Linked DNA regions of Homo sapiens: region 1 is linked to region 2. A link is an interaction called in ENCODE POLR2A ChIA-PET data of the cell type or tissue named here. Cell type or tissue: endothelial cell of umbilical vein. All regions are shown on one strand. Each heading gives the region's core, and the rest is flanking DNA. Links, peaks and the distances in the headings are about the cores only.

Region 1 (4,000 bases), core at 1-4,000, 65 kb after region 2:
TAAAATTTCACCCTGGCCTTGAGTCCAATAGCTGATCTAAGCCTGCAGGAACCTGGGGTATGCCAGCATTTCAGACAGAGATAGGAATGAAAGCCCAAGGGAAATAAAGGGACAGGTAGTAGCAGAGAAGGCCCCGAGCCTGTGCCAAATGGTGCGGAGGCTCACTCGAGGAGGGCGGTGCTGGATCCTTGCTCGAGCCACTTTCTGCTTGTTGACGATGTTCATCAGCTTAATGGCATCTGCACCCTTCACATACACCACCGGCCTCTTGAGCGGGTCTTCAGAGCCCTGGTTCAGCTAAGGAAGAAGAGAGGGCTCTGGTTAAAAGGTGCGCTTACTTTAAGAAGCAGTAGAGAGAAAGAAAGGCTGGAGGGAAGGAACACTGAATACCTGTCTGGAATCCTCCAGCTCTTCCAACATTACAGCCTTGGAGCTCCCAGAAGAGCAAGGCTGAGAATGACGCTTGTTTTGGGATGGACTGGGCAAGCAGAAGGCCCAGAAAGGTCTTAGAAAATGCCCCCTGAACCCGGTGCAGTGGCTCACGCCTATAATCCCAGCACTTTGGGAGGCCGAGGCAGATGGATCACAAGGTCAAGAGTTCAAGACCAGCCTGGCCAACATGGTGAAACCCCATCTCTACTAAAAACACAAAAATTAGCCAGGCGTGGTGGCTCGTGCCTATAATTCCAGATACTTGGGAGGCTGAGGCAGGAGAATCGCTTGAACCCGGGAGGTGGAGATTGCAGTGAGCTGAAATTGCGCCACTGCACTCCAGCCTGGGTGACAGAGCAAGACTCCATCTCGGGGGAAAAAAAGAGAAAATGCCCCCTGTGCCCCAATTCCCTGGCTCTTAACCTCGCCCAGTATACCTCCTTTGGGAATTATGTCCAAACATGGACACCTAACTTCAGAAGACAAGAGCAAATGCTCTGAGATGAGGGTGACATGACCGGGACAAGCCAAGCTCACTAAAGGAAGTGCCTTTCTCAGGGAGGCTGCAGTGTTGGCATGGCCTGAGGAGCTTACCTGATCAATAGCTTCTGGGTTTTCAGACACATCAAAGATGACTGCAGTAGCTCCCCGCTGTACTGCTCGCTTGGCCTGCCAGAGTTAAAAAAACAGCAGGTTGGCCCTCTGGTCCTCTTACCTTTTCAAAGTTGGCCTTGGCAATCAGGCCTGTAATCAAATGCAGAATCTGACAGTTACCAACTTAGGTGACTTCAGGGATGTTACTTCACTTTCCTAATCCTCAATTTTCCCATCTATAAAGAAGGGGACTGATGACTAGAGTTAACAATAACATATAGTTTCAAATAGCTAGGAGAAGGACATTCCCAACACAAAGAAGTGATAAATGTTTGAGATAATGGATATGCGAATTACCCTGATCTGATCACTATACCTTGTATGTATTGAAATATTGCTATGTACCCCACGAATATGTACAATTATTATCTGTCAATTAGAAAACTTTTTTTTAAAGAGGACAATTTCACCTACCTTGTATGGTAATCATGAGGTCAGATGACTTATAATAGGGGAAAATACATAATTGATAACTTAACAAACTTTTGTCTTCCTATCCAGCCCAAATACTGAAAACAACCTACACATCAACAACCTGCCCAGTCAGTACAGAGGTATTGGTTTCAGTATTTCCTGTTTCAGAGCCATTGGCAACCAAAGCAAGTGCCTTTGGTCCATCTCATGCGGTTCCTTTTTCCTTCCCATGTCACCCAGTTAGAAGAATATATTGAGTATTTCTGAATGAGTCTCAAAATGGTTAATTTTAATAAGTGACACAAGCTGAAGACCTCTGGAGACACTGTCGGTGGTGGGAGCTGTGAAAAATAATTGTAAATGGGGTTTTGAAGCAGTTGGCTGCCAGACCTGGCTACACATCAAAAGCCACTTGGGAAGTTTGTAAAGCAGGTTTCCTGGCTCAAACCACAGAGACTGATTGAGCAGGGCTGGAGTCAGGCCCAGGAAACTGAGTTGTGTATGCTTTCTGGGGGATTCAGATGATTCAACTACTTGGGGAACTACTGATCAGAGGGATGAGATTAGAATGTTTTAGGAACAAATGAGAAGTGACGGGATTCTTTTTGGGGGAGGTGGGGGAAGGATTCCTTTCCATCCCAAAGAACCTTCTAATTCCATGTCCAGCTAAGGGGACAGCAAGGCAGAAGCTGTGGAAAAACAAGACTTAAGATATAGCATGGCTGGAGTTCGAGACCAGTCTAGGTAACATAGCAAGACCCCATTATCTAAAAAATAACAGAAAAATTAGCTGGGTGTGGCAGGACGTAACTGTAGTCTCAGCTACTCGGGAGGCTGAGGTAGGAGGTTTGATTGAGCCCAAGAGGTAGAGGTTGGGTTGTGATTGCACCACTTCATTCTAGCCTGAGTGACAGAGCAAGACCCTGTCTCCACAAAATATATACATACATACATACATGCATGTCCTGGCTTTTAGGAGCCTGAATCTTGTTAGGGAAGTAAGACACTTCTAATGTGTGTATGTATAGAAGGCAAACCCAGCCTTCTATAAGACGCGCAAATGATGGCTAGTGCTTAGAGATCAACAGAGTTACTATGGGCCACAGTGCTTGAGAAAGAATAAAATTGAAATTCCTTTCCGTAGGAATAATCGCTCTACATTGATGTGGCGTGAGAAAGCAAAGTTGCCCAGAACACAGCTAGACCAATAGCTCCACTGGCCCACTAGAGGGCAGTCTCACCCTATAGCTTTTACAACAAACCAATTCCTTGTATTTAGCACCAAACAGTACCAAAAACAACTTCAGTAAAATCTTCAGTATACTGCAAGTTCCTTGGCAGTTTAAGAAGTTCTGGCACTCTGGACAATCTGTCTTTGTCTTGCAGGGGACCCTTTCTTTTTGAATGGAGATTCAATGCATTGAAAGTCTCTGCCGATTGTCCACCACACCCTGTTTCATCACCAGATTGCTAGGCTAGGAGTCAGGAATGAATCCTGGGAGCTATTCCTGCCTCTGCCACTGGCATGCTGCCAACAGTGGACAAGTCACTCAATTGCTTTCAGCCTCAGCCTCAGTTTCCCCATCTGTTAAAAAAAAAAAAGGCGGTGGGGGATGGCTGGGCATGGTGGCTTATGCCTGTAATCCCAGCATTCTGAGAGGCTTAGGCGGGTAGATCACCTGAGGTCAGGAGTTCCAGACCAGTCTGGCCAACATGGTGAAAGCCTATCTCTACTAAAAATGCAAAAAATCAGCTGGATGTGGTGGCATGTGCTTGTACTCCCAGTTACTCGGGAGGCTGAGGCAGGAGAATCACTTGAGCCTGGGAGGCGGAGGTTGTAATGAGCCGAGATCGCACCACGGCACTCCAGCCTGGGCGACAGAGTGAGACTCTGCCTCAAAAAAAAAAAGGGGGAGGGGGTGCAGGGAGGCCGCCTATGTTATTATGACTAGAGTCCCTTCTAAATTCCCAGCCTTGGTCACTCAAATGAGAAGCAGCAGGCTATCAGAGCAACTCAGAACTACACTGGCCCTGTCACCCTCCTCCAGGAAGAGAGGATGCTGATGACACAGCTGAAAAAGTGTGAGGCGAGAGTGGCATCACTTTCCTCCACCATAGAGCTATCTATCTTTCTATCTATCAGAGATGGGCTTTCACTCTGTCACCTGGGCTGGAGTGGTGCAATCATAGCTCACTGCAGCCTCAAACTCCTGGCCTCGAATGATCCTCCTGCCTCAGCCTCCTGAGTAGCTGGGACTGCAGGTGCCTGCTACCATGCCAGGCTAATTTTTTTTTTTTTTTTTTTTTTTTTGGTAGAGACGAGGTCTCACTATGTTGCCCAGGTTGGTCTTGAGCTCCTGGGCTCAAGTGATCCTCCCATTCCGGCCTCCCAAAGTGCTGAGATCACAGGCATGAGCCACCATACTGGCTATCCATAGAGCTCTTTAGGGACACAGACTCCTCTGCCAGAGGCCAACAGCTCATGGATGCCAGAGTTAAT
Region 2 (6,543 bases), core at 1-4,000:
CAATACCTGTTGGTACTTTCATGTCTACCTGATATGTGCTAGGACTTAGGGCAGCATGCATTTTATTCATTTAATCTTCAAAAAAAACTCTGGAAGGCACCAATGAGGAAACCCAGGCACAACTGAGAGTCATTGTGCCTAAAGCTATTAAGCAGATAATGATTCAAACCTAACTGGGTGTGACTCAGATGTCCACATTCTTTCCATCTTTCCACCAGCTTGTGTTGTCTCTTATGGGAAGAGAGGAAGAGATAAGACTTCATGGCATCAAGAAAGAATTTTGTCTTTTGAGACAGGGTTTCACTCTCATCGCCCAGACTAAAGTGCAATGGCGCAATCTAGGCTTACCGCAACCTCCGCCTCCTGGGTTCAAGCGATTCTCCTGCCTTAGCCTCCCAAGTAGCTGGACTACAGGCTACATGCCCATCACACCTGGCTAATTTTTGTATTTTTGGTAGAGACAGGGTTTCACCACATTGCCCAGGCTGGCGTTGAACTCGTGGGCTCAAGCGATCTGCCCATCTTGGCCTCCCAAAGTGTTGGGATTACAGGCATGAGCCACCACACCCAGCCAAGAAAGAATACTTAGCAAGCACTTTTACACTCTCCACTGTGCTAGGTGTGGGGAAGATTGTTGAAATATATGGCTTTTTTCAGTGGCTACCAAGGAGAGGCTTAAAGAGGTAAAGCCTCCATAAATTCCATCAGCACTCTTCCACAAATAAAAGTACAATCAAGTAAAACAAGGGTGCCTGTGATGCGAGCTCAGCCTCAACCTCCTGAGCTCAAGCAATCCTCCTGAGTAGCTGGGACCATAGGCACATGCTACCATACCTGGTGAATTTTTAAGTTTTCTGTAAAGACAGGGTCTCCCTATGTTGCCCAGGCTAGTCTTGAACTCCTTGGCTCTAGCGATCCTCCCACCTTGGTCTCCCAAAGTGCTGGGATTATAAGCATGAGCCACCTCACCTGGCCTATTAATGTTCATTTCAATATTGCTTTGGCTATCAACAAAAGTTGGAATTTTCACTTTAGCTGTAAAGTATAAATGGTACACAGCCAAGTGTGGTGGCTCATGCCTGTAATCCCAGCACTTTGGGAAGCCGAGGCAGGCGAATCACAAGGTCAGGAGTTTGAGACCAGCCTGGCCAACATGGTGAACCCCGTCTCTACTAAAAATACAAAAATTAGCTGGGCACGGTTGTGGGCACCTGTAATCCAGCTACTTGGGAGGCTGAGGCAGGAGAATCTCTTGAAACCAGAAGGCAGAGGTTGCAGTGAGCTGAGATCACACCACTGCACTCCAGCCTGGGCAACAAGAGCAAAACTCTGTCTCAAAAAAAAAAAAAAAAAAAAAAGTATAAATGGTACACGGGGATGTGTCATTTCAGAGAAGGTGAATTTCAGCCCACAGCAGTGAAGACATGGTATTGGGGGAGAACCTAAGGCCCAGACAAAGCTGCTGACGAACTGTTTTGTGCAGTGGGTCCAACCCCAGGGGAGCCCTTTCCTCGCTGAGAACAGCTGGTCTGGGGACACCCACAGAGATAGCCCAGCATACTGCAGAGTGGCTCTGTTGGGCAGCAAATGCTTCCCAGATCCCATCTCAGCCTGCTTTACTCCTGGGGCTTAGGATTTCCCAAAGCCAAAGAAGAAAATAAAATGACTTAGAGCTAACAGCATGAACTGCAGACCCTCTGTCGCCACTGAGTTAACCCTTTGGTTTCCACAATGTCACAAAAGCAATCTTAATAATTCACCATACTATCAGAATTTCAAACTTTAATTCCCAAACAATTCACAAAGAAAATTCTGAAGAATGACCTCAACAGTAGCCGGAATCCATCCCAGAGCCCCTGTTTTCAAGGAAATAAAGGAAATGGGACTGTTCTCAAGTGCTAGAAGGAAAAGGCACTGGTCTAGCTATCAGGAGTCCTGGTCAAAAATCCTGTTTGACTCAGACTGTAATCCTCATCAAATCACTTAACTATCTGGGCTCAATTTTCTTATCTGAGAAATGGAGGCGGGAGAGTAGACATGCCACCTGCTTCATAGGATTGTTGAAAACGTTAAATAAGATAATGTGTTGGGAGGCCGAGGCGGGCGGATCACGAGGTCAGGAGATTGAGACCATCCTGGCTAACAAGGTGAAACCCCGTCTCTATTAAAAATACAAAAAAAAAAAAAAATTAGCTGGGCGTGATGGCGGGCGCCTGGAGTCCCAGCTACTCAGAAGGCTGAGGCAGGAGAATGGCGTGAACCCGGGAGGCGGAGCTTGCAGTCAGCCAAGATCACACCACTGCACTCCAGCCTGGGTGACAGAGTGAGACTCTGTCTCAAAAAGAAAAAAAAAAAAAAGATAATGTGAATATAAGTGCTTTTTGTACATAGTAGGTACTCAGCAATAGCTGAAACATACTAGAAAGCAGTGCTGACATTAAAACACAGAAAGTGCTGACAGAAACAAAACATTTTCTATAATTGAGAAACTGCCTTGACCACCACTGCCACAGTGCCCTTGGCTTTTTACACATACTCTAAACACAGTTTTAAAAACCCTTATCAGGGATAATGGGAACCTTTCACATCCTATTTTTTGGGCTGACTTTTGTAAGGCAAATACTAACATCTGAAATCTATTTTAAATCTATTTTTAACAAGTCCAGGTATTATTTAGTTAAAAGAAACCTGAGCTGGTGAGGTCACCAGCTGAGATGGACCTAAGGTTCCACACGTATTGCAGAAGTGCAACTGCTGGCATCCTCTTAGGGCTGATGTGTGTGAATGATACAATCACTAGAGAACTTCTCATAGGTTAAAAGTGGGAAATCTTGACCCAAATCCCTAATACAGAGGCTCAACGAACTATGGAGAAATGCCTCCCTCAGACACTCAGCCCTCACCTCAGCTTCATCATCATCTTCCTGGATCAGGTCCAGGCTTCATACCCAGACCATAAGACCTGACATCATCTAGCCCTGTGTACTTCTCAGACCTCATCTCCTGCCCCTTTCTTCTTAAAATTTATGTTTCAGCAACACCAACTTGCTTGGAATTCATCAGAGTGTGTGTGTGTGTGTGTGTGTGTGTGTGTGTGTATGTGTGTGTGTGTGCGCACACGCACGCTCATGCACATGCAGGGGCACAAACTGTTCCCTTTGCCTCCAATGCCCTTACTACCCCAACCCACCCAGCCCTAACATCTAGAACCTTGCTACTTAAAGTGTAGTCCTGCAGCTCTGGCATCCCAGAACCTTGTTAAAAATGTAACGGGTCTGTTCTAGACATACTGATAAGAATCTGTATTTTAATAAGATCCCAGGTGACTGGATGTACTTTAAAGTAGAGAAGCCCTAAACAAGACCCCACTCTTTCCAGAAGCCCTCTTCAACAGACAGTAGCCCCTGCCTCCCTACCATGCCAGACAGATGGCCCTCCTGGGTGCTCCGAACCTTTTGCTCACCTCACTTATTATAGAGTATCTCGCATATGCTTATCTGTTCATTTGTCTGTCTTCTGTCCCAGACTGAGGATTCCCCACAGGCTGCAGAACATACTATCCTTGTGTCCCCCGTTTTGTACAAGGTCTGACAGATGGTCAGAGCTTAAGAAATGTCATTTGACACAACTAATAACTTCTAAATATGTCTAAGTTATTGTGATTTTATTTTATTTATTTTTTTGAAATGGAGTCTTGCTCTGTCGCCCAGGCTGCAGTGCAATGGCGCCATCTCAGCTCACTGCAACCGCTGCTTCCCAGGTTCAAGTGATTCTCCTACCTCAGCCTCCCGAATAGGTGGGACTACAGATGTGCACCACCACGCCCAGTTTATTTTTGTATTTTTAGTAGAGATGTTGGCCAGGCTGGTCTTGAACTCCTGACCTCAGGTGATCCGCCCACCTTGGCCTCCCAAAGTGCTGGGATTACAGGCGTGAGCCACTGCGCCCAGCCAAGTTCTTGTGATTTTAAACTTTATTTACTAACTTTAACCTCAATAACTAATAGTTCTAATAACTTTAAATAACTAATAGTTTTAGCAAGTTTAATAACTAAAACTTTAATAACTAACTTTAACAATGACATCAGATACCTGTGGGCTATGTGTAAAATTATTACAATTGGCTGGGTGTGGTGGCTTATGCCTGCAATCCCAGCAATTTGGGAGGCCAAGGCAGGAGGATTGCTGAGCCCAGGAGTATGAGACCGGCTAGGGGAACATGGCAAAACCCTGTCTCTACAAAAAATACAAAAATCATCCAGGTGTGATGGCATGTGCCTGTAGGCCCAGCTACTCAGGAGGCTGAGGTGGGAAGACTGTTTGAGCCTAGAGGTAGAGGCTGCAATGAGCCAAAATTTCGCCACTGCACTCCAACATGTGTGACAGGGCAAGACTCTGTCTCAAAAAAAAAAAAAAAAAATTACAATTTAGGTTAATCATGTTACATATTTGAATCTAGATACTCAGAATGCTGTGTTTATTTACTCTTTATATTTAAAATATTATAAAAATAATTTTAAATTTTTATTATTCAAAGTTGCAAACATACACAAAAGTGGGAAAGAATAATGAACCCATCACCCAGCATCAACAAATAATCCACTTTTTTTTAAACCATTCTTGTTTCATCTATTTCCCTTACCCCTACCTAGTCACTGTTTGGGGGGCTGGATTGTTTTAAAACAAATCCCAAATATTATGTCATTTCAACCACAAATATTTCAGTATCTGTAATTTTAAAGGACTTCACCACCACGCCATTATTGTAGCTAATAAAATTGACAGTAATTCCTTAATATAATCTAATACTCAGTCTGTATTCAAATGTCCCTATTTCAAAGATGAATTTTTATAGCTGGGTTTGTAGAAATTGGGGGAATGTTTTTCAGCAAACAAAAAATAGCTCTCAATAGTCAAACCAACAGGCCTTAGAGATCTAAAGCGTGGGATCTAGAGACATGTTAAACCCGAAGACGTTGGAATTTGCTTTTGAAGTCTGCATTTCTCCTGGCTGCAATAAGAACTTAGGGTTTCTGAGAAACATTCTGGCAAAAGCAGTTTCAGGGGCAAATCCAATTACCTCCGAGTTGTTCTTTTAACAGTAAGTTCTGATCCATGCTCTGCAGGTCAAGAGCAGTTCAGATTTCCCTCTGCTCCCATTTGAGTTGTACTTCAGGTCTGCCTCCTGCTTGTTGTAGCTCTACACATAACACACCAAGGGGCAGAGATCTGGTTTCCACACAATGGCCCACCATTCAGCCAGATTCTGCTTTGTCCCTAAACATTCATTCCCCCTGGCTCCTGCTGGGTCTGTTATATTCAGATATGAACTTTCCAGGAATCTGATCATGTCACAGGACTTTTTCTGTATGACAAGTTCAATACTAATCATGAATAGCAGGCTTCATGCAGAGGTTTAGTATTATTCATGAAAATTGTGACTCCACATCCAGAAATAGGGCAAAAGTGGCCTAAAATAGGATGGCTGTATCTCTGTTAAATCCACCAGGCAATTACAAACATCTCTTGCTACAAACTGTAAAACAGGTTTTGCTCAACTATGTTAATCAGACACACTAGAAGTACAATATGCTGCCAGACTCAATGTCTGAGGTCCGGCTTGATGGGGAGCCCTGGTCCCCACAGGGTAAACTGAAGGGTTTTCCAAAGAACCAAAGCCAGACACCACCCACCCTCTATCCCCAGAAACCAGGTACTATAGAGCTCTCATTCCCAACTTCTACAAATCTCTCTGCCCAGACCATCTCAAGGCTAGCTTTAGAGATTTTAGAGGGTTATCAAGGGGCCACAGAAAAACTGAAATAATATTTAATTTTCCTTTTTTGGAACAGGAAAGCATATCCGGTAAATATTACAAATTAGAGGCATACTAAGCGGTTTATAGCATTTTGTTATAATTCTTTCTTCTGGAACCTGGTTTCAATGACCACATGAATCAGTCCCTATTGGCCCAGACTGTATTTTAGAAATGCAAGTCAAAGATTATCTTTCCAAATAAAAGTGCCCAGATTGAAACCCCCTCTTTACCACTCCCAAGAGAATGACACAGGCTGGTACTAAAAGACTATCTTTGTGTTGAACAAATGGACCGAGGAAAATCTGCTTTCCTCTCCCTCTGCTTCTTTCTTCTTTACATAACTAGAGGCAAATGAGATGTTTTTCATTTTAAAAATTTGATTAAGCAGACTGAGCAAAAGCCCATTCTTCTGGTCTTTACTGTTTTCTAAGTTTGGGGACTGGATGAAGGCACACTCAGGTTGGAAGGATAGTGAAGCTAAGCAAAAGGTGAGTACTAGGTCTGCAGCACTGGTCAGGGGCTGCCTTTCCCCCTGGAGGCCTCAGCATTCAGATGCTATTCCAGGTATCAGTGAAAGGGTTGCCAGATCCCATACACAAGACTCCTGACCTGAGAGGTGAGAAAGAGGGCAATGCAAAGAGCAGGTTTAAATAATAAGAAAAAAATAACCCAGATAGGATGTTACGAATTCACTGTCTTTTTCCTCAGCTCTAGGCACTGAGCTCT

Evidence for each region. ChIA-PET counts read pairs that join two places held together with the same protein. Peaks named below come from ENCODE experiments on the same cell type or tissue, not always from the same donor. Only the 100,000 strongest peaks of a DNase experiment are listed, where the experiment ranks them.
Region 1: POLR2A ChIA-PET joins it to region 2 with 8 read pairs; 10 of 35 experiments call an interaction of 5 or more read pairs at or near these places.

What each region holds. Positions count from the first base shown.
Region 1 is chr22:29,039,596-29,043,595 of GRCh38, reverse strand. It overlaps ZNRF3 (zinc and ring finger 3), which reads right to left. Exons shown (of 9, transcript NM_001206998.2): 3 at 1,027-1,101; 4 at 166-297. Among named protein-coding and RNA genes, the nearest start is that of ZNRF3-AS1, 10 kb to the right of the region's middle. In endothelial cell of umbilical vein, for the core only: a CTCF peak has its summit at 2,718 (motif pointing right); DNase peaks (open chromatin) are centred at 1,965 and 2,735.
Region 2 is chr22:29,102,034-29,108,576 of GRCh38, reverse strand. All of the region lies in intron 3 of KREMEN1 (kringle containing transmembrane protein 1), which reads right to left. Among named protein-coding and RNA genes, the nearest start is that of KREMEN1, 32 kb to the right of the region's middle. In endothelial cell of umbilical vein, for the core only: no CTCF peak of the experiment used is centred there; no DNase peak of the experiment used is centred there.